Regions from separate parts of the Homo sapiens genome. Here region 2 is linked to region 1. Evidence: chromatin loops called from intact Hi-C (ENCODE). Cell type or tissue: IMR-90. All regions are shown on one strand. Links, peaks and the distances in the headings refer to the core of each region. The heading gives the core; the rest is flanking DNA.

What was found. Peaks named below come from ENCODE experiments on the same cell type or tissue, not always from the same donor. Only the 100,000 strongest peaks of a DNase experiment are listed, where the experiment ranks them.
Region 2: a loop joins it to region 1, with 9 times the contacts of the local background. A loop is called at or near these places in 8 of 110 quality-filtered maps.

The regions. Positions count from the first base shown.
Region 1 is chr4:82,461,148-82,463,953 of GRCh38, forward strand. It overlaps ENOPH1 (enolase-phosphatase 1), which reads left to right. Exons shown (of 6, transcript NM_021204.5): 6 at 1-30. Among named protein-coding and RNA genes, the nearest start is that of ENOPH1, 32 kb to the left of the region's middle. In IMR-90, for the core only: a CTCF peak has its summit at 1,431 (motif pointing right); a DNase peak (open chromatin) is centred at 1,474.
Region 2 is chr4:82,838,705-82,841,510 of GRCh38, forward strand. The region is part of intron 22 of SEC31A (SEC31 homolog A, COPII component); the gene reads right to left. Among named protein-coding and RNA genes, the nearest start is that of SCD5, 41 kb to the left of the region's middle. In IMR-90, for the core only: no CTCF peak of the experiment used is centred there; a DNase peak (open chromatin) is centred at 1,117.

The DNA.
Region 1 (2,806 bases), core at 60-2,559:
AAAAACAAGAATATTTAGCTCTTATCTTAATCGTGTATCATGTGTGTGTTTTAATGGAGTGCCGGTGGCAATTCATGGTTATTATTTGAGTTATGTATACATATAAGGTTACTATTCCATTTGGATAGTAAGCATTCAGGATATGAGTGGAGTTCCTTATATTTTTGAGAATCTTAACTTTGAGGTCTCTAAGGTAATGCTTGAAGGAGGGAGTTACTCTCCTAACTAATCAAGAAAAACTCACGAATCCTGGAGGAGCAATTTTAGAAATGCTTTGAATAAGGAAAAAGAAGTCTTAGAACTATGAGAGGACAGGGGATATAAAAGATTTTATGTTGATAATTTTGATCTAGTAGCCAATTAAGAAATCTAGGGTCTATGAAAATATATGAATAAAAAAGAAAGGAAATGAGTTTAGGTACATCTTAGAAATGGGAATAATTTGTAAATGATGATAAAACCACAAATAGTAATAAAAGGATGAACTTAATACCTTTTTTGGAAAGCTCATAGGCAGATGGCAGAAAGGGGTATATCTTAATGTTATTTAAGGAGTAGTTGGAAAATGAAGAAATGAGAAGATTAGGCACTAGGATCTAGATTAGAAAGGAATTGAATAAAAAGGAAGGCACACAGCATCTAGCCAGCAAAGGATTGAGGTGGAGAGGCATTTTACTACCCATGTACACTGAGTAAGGAGGACAGAAAATCAATAGATTTCAGGAATTAAGAGAAAATTGAAGTATCAGATTTATTTTGCAAAGTAAGGGAAAAACTAGTTGAATGGAATCGTTTTTAGATCCTAGGAAAACCATTCACAAATGATGGAGAAAGGTCGTAGGAAGAATTTGAAAGATAAAGTAGATTGGCAAGAGAGGAAAAATACCTATCTAAGAATGTAAGCAGTGATACACAATGTATACATGTATTGAAACACCACAGTGTACCCCATAAATATGCACAGTTATGCATCATTAAAAAACTTTTTTTAATGTGGATAATGAGCTAGAAGATGAAGTCAGATGAATTCATAGTCCTTATGAGGGGAAGGAAGGCAAAAAACCTCTGGAACTTCCAAAAAGAGGACAAAGGCCTCAGCCTCTTGTTTGCAGAGAATATGGAGGACAAAAGCGTCTTAAAGTTGTGGCTCTTTTTATTCCTGTTTATTAATCCAGATGTACCTCTGTTGTTCTCTTTCCTACAGTGGCGCTGATTTCTAATCTTGGGTCAAAGCCCAGGTTGGTTTTTTAGAAGAGAAGCCCTTAACAGAAGATTCTCTAATCTTATCAACATTTCTGGAGTAGCAGGACTTCTTTTTGGTCTGGAAAGCGGGTTTTAGTTGCTACGCAGAATGTCAAATGTGTAGTTGCACAAGGAAAGGTTGAAAGCCACTGGCTTATTGCCAGGGCAGATGCACGGCAGCCTTTCCCCAGCAGATGGTGCTGTTTCTCCAGACTTGATATGAAGTGTGAGGCTCCACCCCTCCTCCCCCCCTCCCCCAACCCCCGCCCCGTCGCCCGCCAAATACAGCAGATGGAGCTAAGAGAGAGAAAACTATATTTTGTTTATCCTTACAAGCCAAAAGCTTGATGTTGCAAGAGTTGGAGTAGTTTGGAAAAAATGGCAGTAATCCTGAATGAAATCCAACTATCTAATATTCCTTTTCCTCAATAAAAAATTAGTGATTTTTAGCCCCTTTTTCCAGCGGCAGTGTTAAAAAGGGATTGTTTTCAGGGCTTTTTTTATTCCCACGAGTACAAAGTTGAGTATAATATATTCCAAAAGTTTGTTAACCTACCACCTGTGCCCAGATGGCAAAGTGATATTATCCTCAACCTAATATTTAAGAATAACGTGGAGTTTTTACTAAAACACTTGGAGTAACTGACAGAAGTAAAATTTCTACCTTACAAATTCAACCCAAATTTATTCCTTAAATATTTATTAAGCATTTACCTTGCATCCCAGATCTGCTATGAGGGGACAAAGTTCCTCTCTACTCCCATTGTGCATACATTTTTCGAGAAGAGAAACAATGGTGACTAAGACAAGAAAAAATTAGATACTAGTAAGCGCTCTGCAGAGAACACAGGGTAGAATAACTTTACAGGAGGGGTGATGAGAAGGTGACATCTAATCTAAATGACATGGAAGACATGTAGGAAACTAGGAGAACTGGTGTTCCATGCAGATGGAACAGCATAGCACAGATCTAGGGCAAAGCTTGGCCTTTTTCAGGAATTGAGAGCCCAGTGGCTGGATACCATCAGAGAAGTGGGCTGAAGCCAGATGATAGTGCTTTGTACTCCAGTAAGAAGTTTGAATTGTATTCTAAGTATGGTAAAAAGCCCCTGGAGGACTTTGAGCAGAAGATAACCTGAGTGGTTTACATATTTAAGGAATTCTGTATGGAATGGAGAATGGTTTATAAGTGGGCATGACTGCATGCAGGAAGGTGAGTTAAGTATATCAGGGTTGAGTGCTGCAGGCAAAAATCACAAGGAGTTAGGTGTATACAACATCAGTGGAAGAACTGGGAGAAGAGTCAGGGCAACTACCACTGGACTGTGGAGTTAGAGGACACCTCACAGTGGTTAGCTCAGGAAGCCTGCTACCATTGCCACTGTAGCTCATGCCCACGACGCTGGCCAGACTCTGGAATGCCAGGCCCCATTGCTGCAACCTCTCCAAACAGAACACTTCCATCTCTTCTCCAATTAGGGGGTAAAATTGGCACTTGAGAGAGTCAATCTACTGGGTCTGAGAAGGCTGTTGTAGTAATGAAGGTAAGGGATGGTGGTGGCTT
Region 2 (2,806 bases), core at 35-2,534, 380 kb after region 1:
CTAGAAATGTATGGTCTTTTCTGCCTCCATTATCTCTGTCTGGGATAATTCTGATTGTAGACCAAACAGGTATCCATTGAGAATTTACCGAATGAATGTTTTACAGATTGCAACATTAGTTTCTCTGAGCCCTGAGCACATAATTTTGTTGTTCACTAATAGAAGGCTTGAAAGTCTCTCCTATCTGTCAGAAATTAACTATTGAACAGCTGGACTTTCTAAATCCTAAACAAAATTGTTATCTAAGACATATCGGAACGACAAAATTTTTGTTTATAATTATTATTTTTTGAGATGGAGTTTTGGTCTTTCGCCCAGGCTGGGGTGCAGTGGCACGATCTCAGCTCACTGCAACCTCTGCTCCGGAGTTCAAGCGATTCTCCTGCCTCAGCCTCCTGAGTAGCTGGGATTGTAGGCGCCCGCCACCACGTCCAGCTAATTTTTGTATTTTTTTTTCTTTTTTGAGATGGAGTTACGCTCTTGTTGCCCAGGCTGGAGTGCAGTGGTGCGATCTCGGCTCACTTCAATCTCCGCCTCCTGGGTTCAAGCGGTTCTCTTGCCTCAGCTTCCCGAGTAGCTGGGATTACAGGCATGCACCACCACGCCTGGCTAATTTTTGTGTTTTTCGTAGAGACGGGGTTTCGCCATGTTGGCCAGGCTGGTCTTGAACTCCTGACCTCAGGTGATCCGCCCGCCTTGGCCTCCCAAAGTGCTGGGATTACAGGCATGAGCCACCGCGCCCAGCCTAATTTTTGTATTTTTAGTAGAGACAGGGTTTCGCCACATCGGCCAGGCTGGTCTCAACTCCTGACCTCAGGTGATCCACCTGCCTCGGCCTCCCAAAGTGGCAGGATTACAAGTGTGAGCTACCGTGCCCAGCCTCATTTATAATTATTTAAATAACCTAAGCAAAAACTTTTAGGAAATCCAAAAAGAAAATAAGATAAAGTTGTCAGTAGATTAAAATACAGCAGACTACTATAAGATACAGTTGTCAGTAGATTAAAATATAGCACACTACTAACGTGCAAGAGGTAACAAAGCAGACAAGCATACTGCATGCTGAACACTGAAAAGTGTTGTCTGGCTTCCTCTTCCTGTTAGTCACTCTGTTTCTCAGCCAGGTTAAAACATTCTGTTACTTTGTATATAAACAAAGACTAATCTCAAGGCCACAGGCACTTCTGCTTAAGGAGAAAAAGAATATCTATGCAAACATTTAATTTAGATTATAAAGTAACAAATGCCTCAAACAGTGTTGCTGGATGATTTTTGAAATTGCAATGATGATAGTTTTCTATCATTTACACCAGGACTAAACTACCTGGTATAGAAGAATGAACATGGGCTTTGAAGATAGGGACCTGGTTTATATCTCAACTTGGAGACTATCACTGTGCAATCCTGAAACATAACTCCTAAGAAACTCAGTTTTTTCATCTGTAATTTTTAAAGAAATAATTATTACTACTTCTCAAGGTTGTAAGACTTAAATAAGAAAACATATAACAAGTGCCAGAACATGTCCAATATGAGCTCAATAAATGTTAATTCCCTTCCCTACTTCCCTGCACCACTTTTTAAGTGGGGATTTACTCCAACCCACGCCACCTCTTTCACTCAAGAATTCTGATTCTTACCCAACTACCGAGAAAGGATACTATCTTCAGTCACCCAAGTTTTAAAAGGTAATTTTTGGAACTCTACAAATGAATTAGCATTCCTCTCTAAAATATCAAACTATTGATGTATCTGTAGTGTATTACTGGAATCTTATTTGTGTAGTTAAGGATTATGCATACAGTGTGTATGTGTGTAAGTTTTGGTACTCTGGACTTTAATATTATACAGTCATGTGTCACTTAATAATGGGTATGCGTTCTGAGAAATACATCATTAAATGATTTCATCGTCGTGTGAACATCACAGAGTGCACTTACACAAACCCAGATGGTATAGCCCACCACACACCTAGGCTGTATAATATAGCCTATTACTCCTAGGGTACAAACCTGTACATCATGTTACTGTACTGAACACAATACTGTAGGCAACTGTAACACCATGGTATTTGTGTTCTAAACATAGAAAAGGTACAGTAAAATATGGTACAAAAGATTTAAAACATGGTATACCTGTATAGGGCACTCACCACAAATGAACCTTAGAGGACTGGAAGATGCTCTGGGTGAGTTGTGAGTGAAGGTAAAGGCCTAGGACATTACTATACACTACTGTTGATTTTATAAACACTACATTTAGGCTACACTAAATTTATTTAAAATTATTTTATTAACCTTAGCTTGCTGTAACTTTTTTACTTTATAAACTTTTAAATATTTTAATTTTGACTCTTTTGTAATAACACTTAGCTTAAAACATAAATATTGTATAGCTGTACAAAAACATACTTTTTCTATTTTTAAAATTTATTTATGGCCAGATGCAGTGGCTCACGCCTGTAATCCCAGCACTTTGGGAGGCTGAGGCAGGAGGGTCGCTTGAGGTCAGGAGTTTGAAACCAGCCTGGCCAACATGGTGAAAGCCGTCTCTACCAAAAATACAAAAATTAGCTGGGCTTGGTGGTGCACACCTGTAATCCCAACTACTTGGGAGGCTGAGACAGGAGAATCGCTTGAACCCGGGAGACGGAGGTTGCAGTGAGCTGAGATCATGCCATTGCACTCCAGCCTGGGTGACAGAATGAGACTCCATCTCAAAAAAGAAAAAAAAAATTTTATATATATATATATATATATATATACACACACACTAAAAATACAAAAATTAGCTGGGCTTGGCGGCT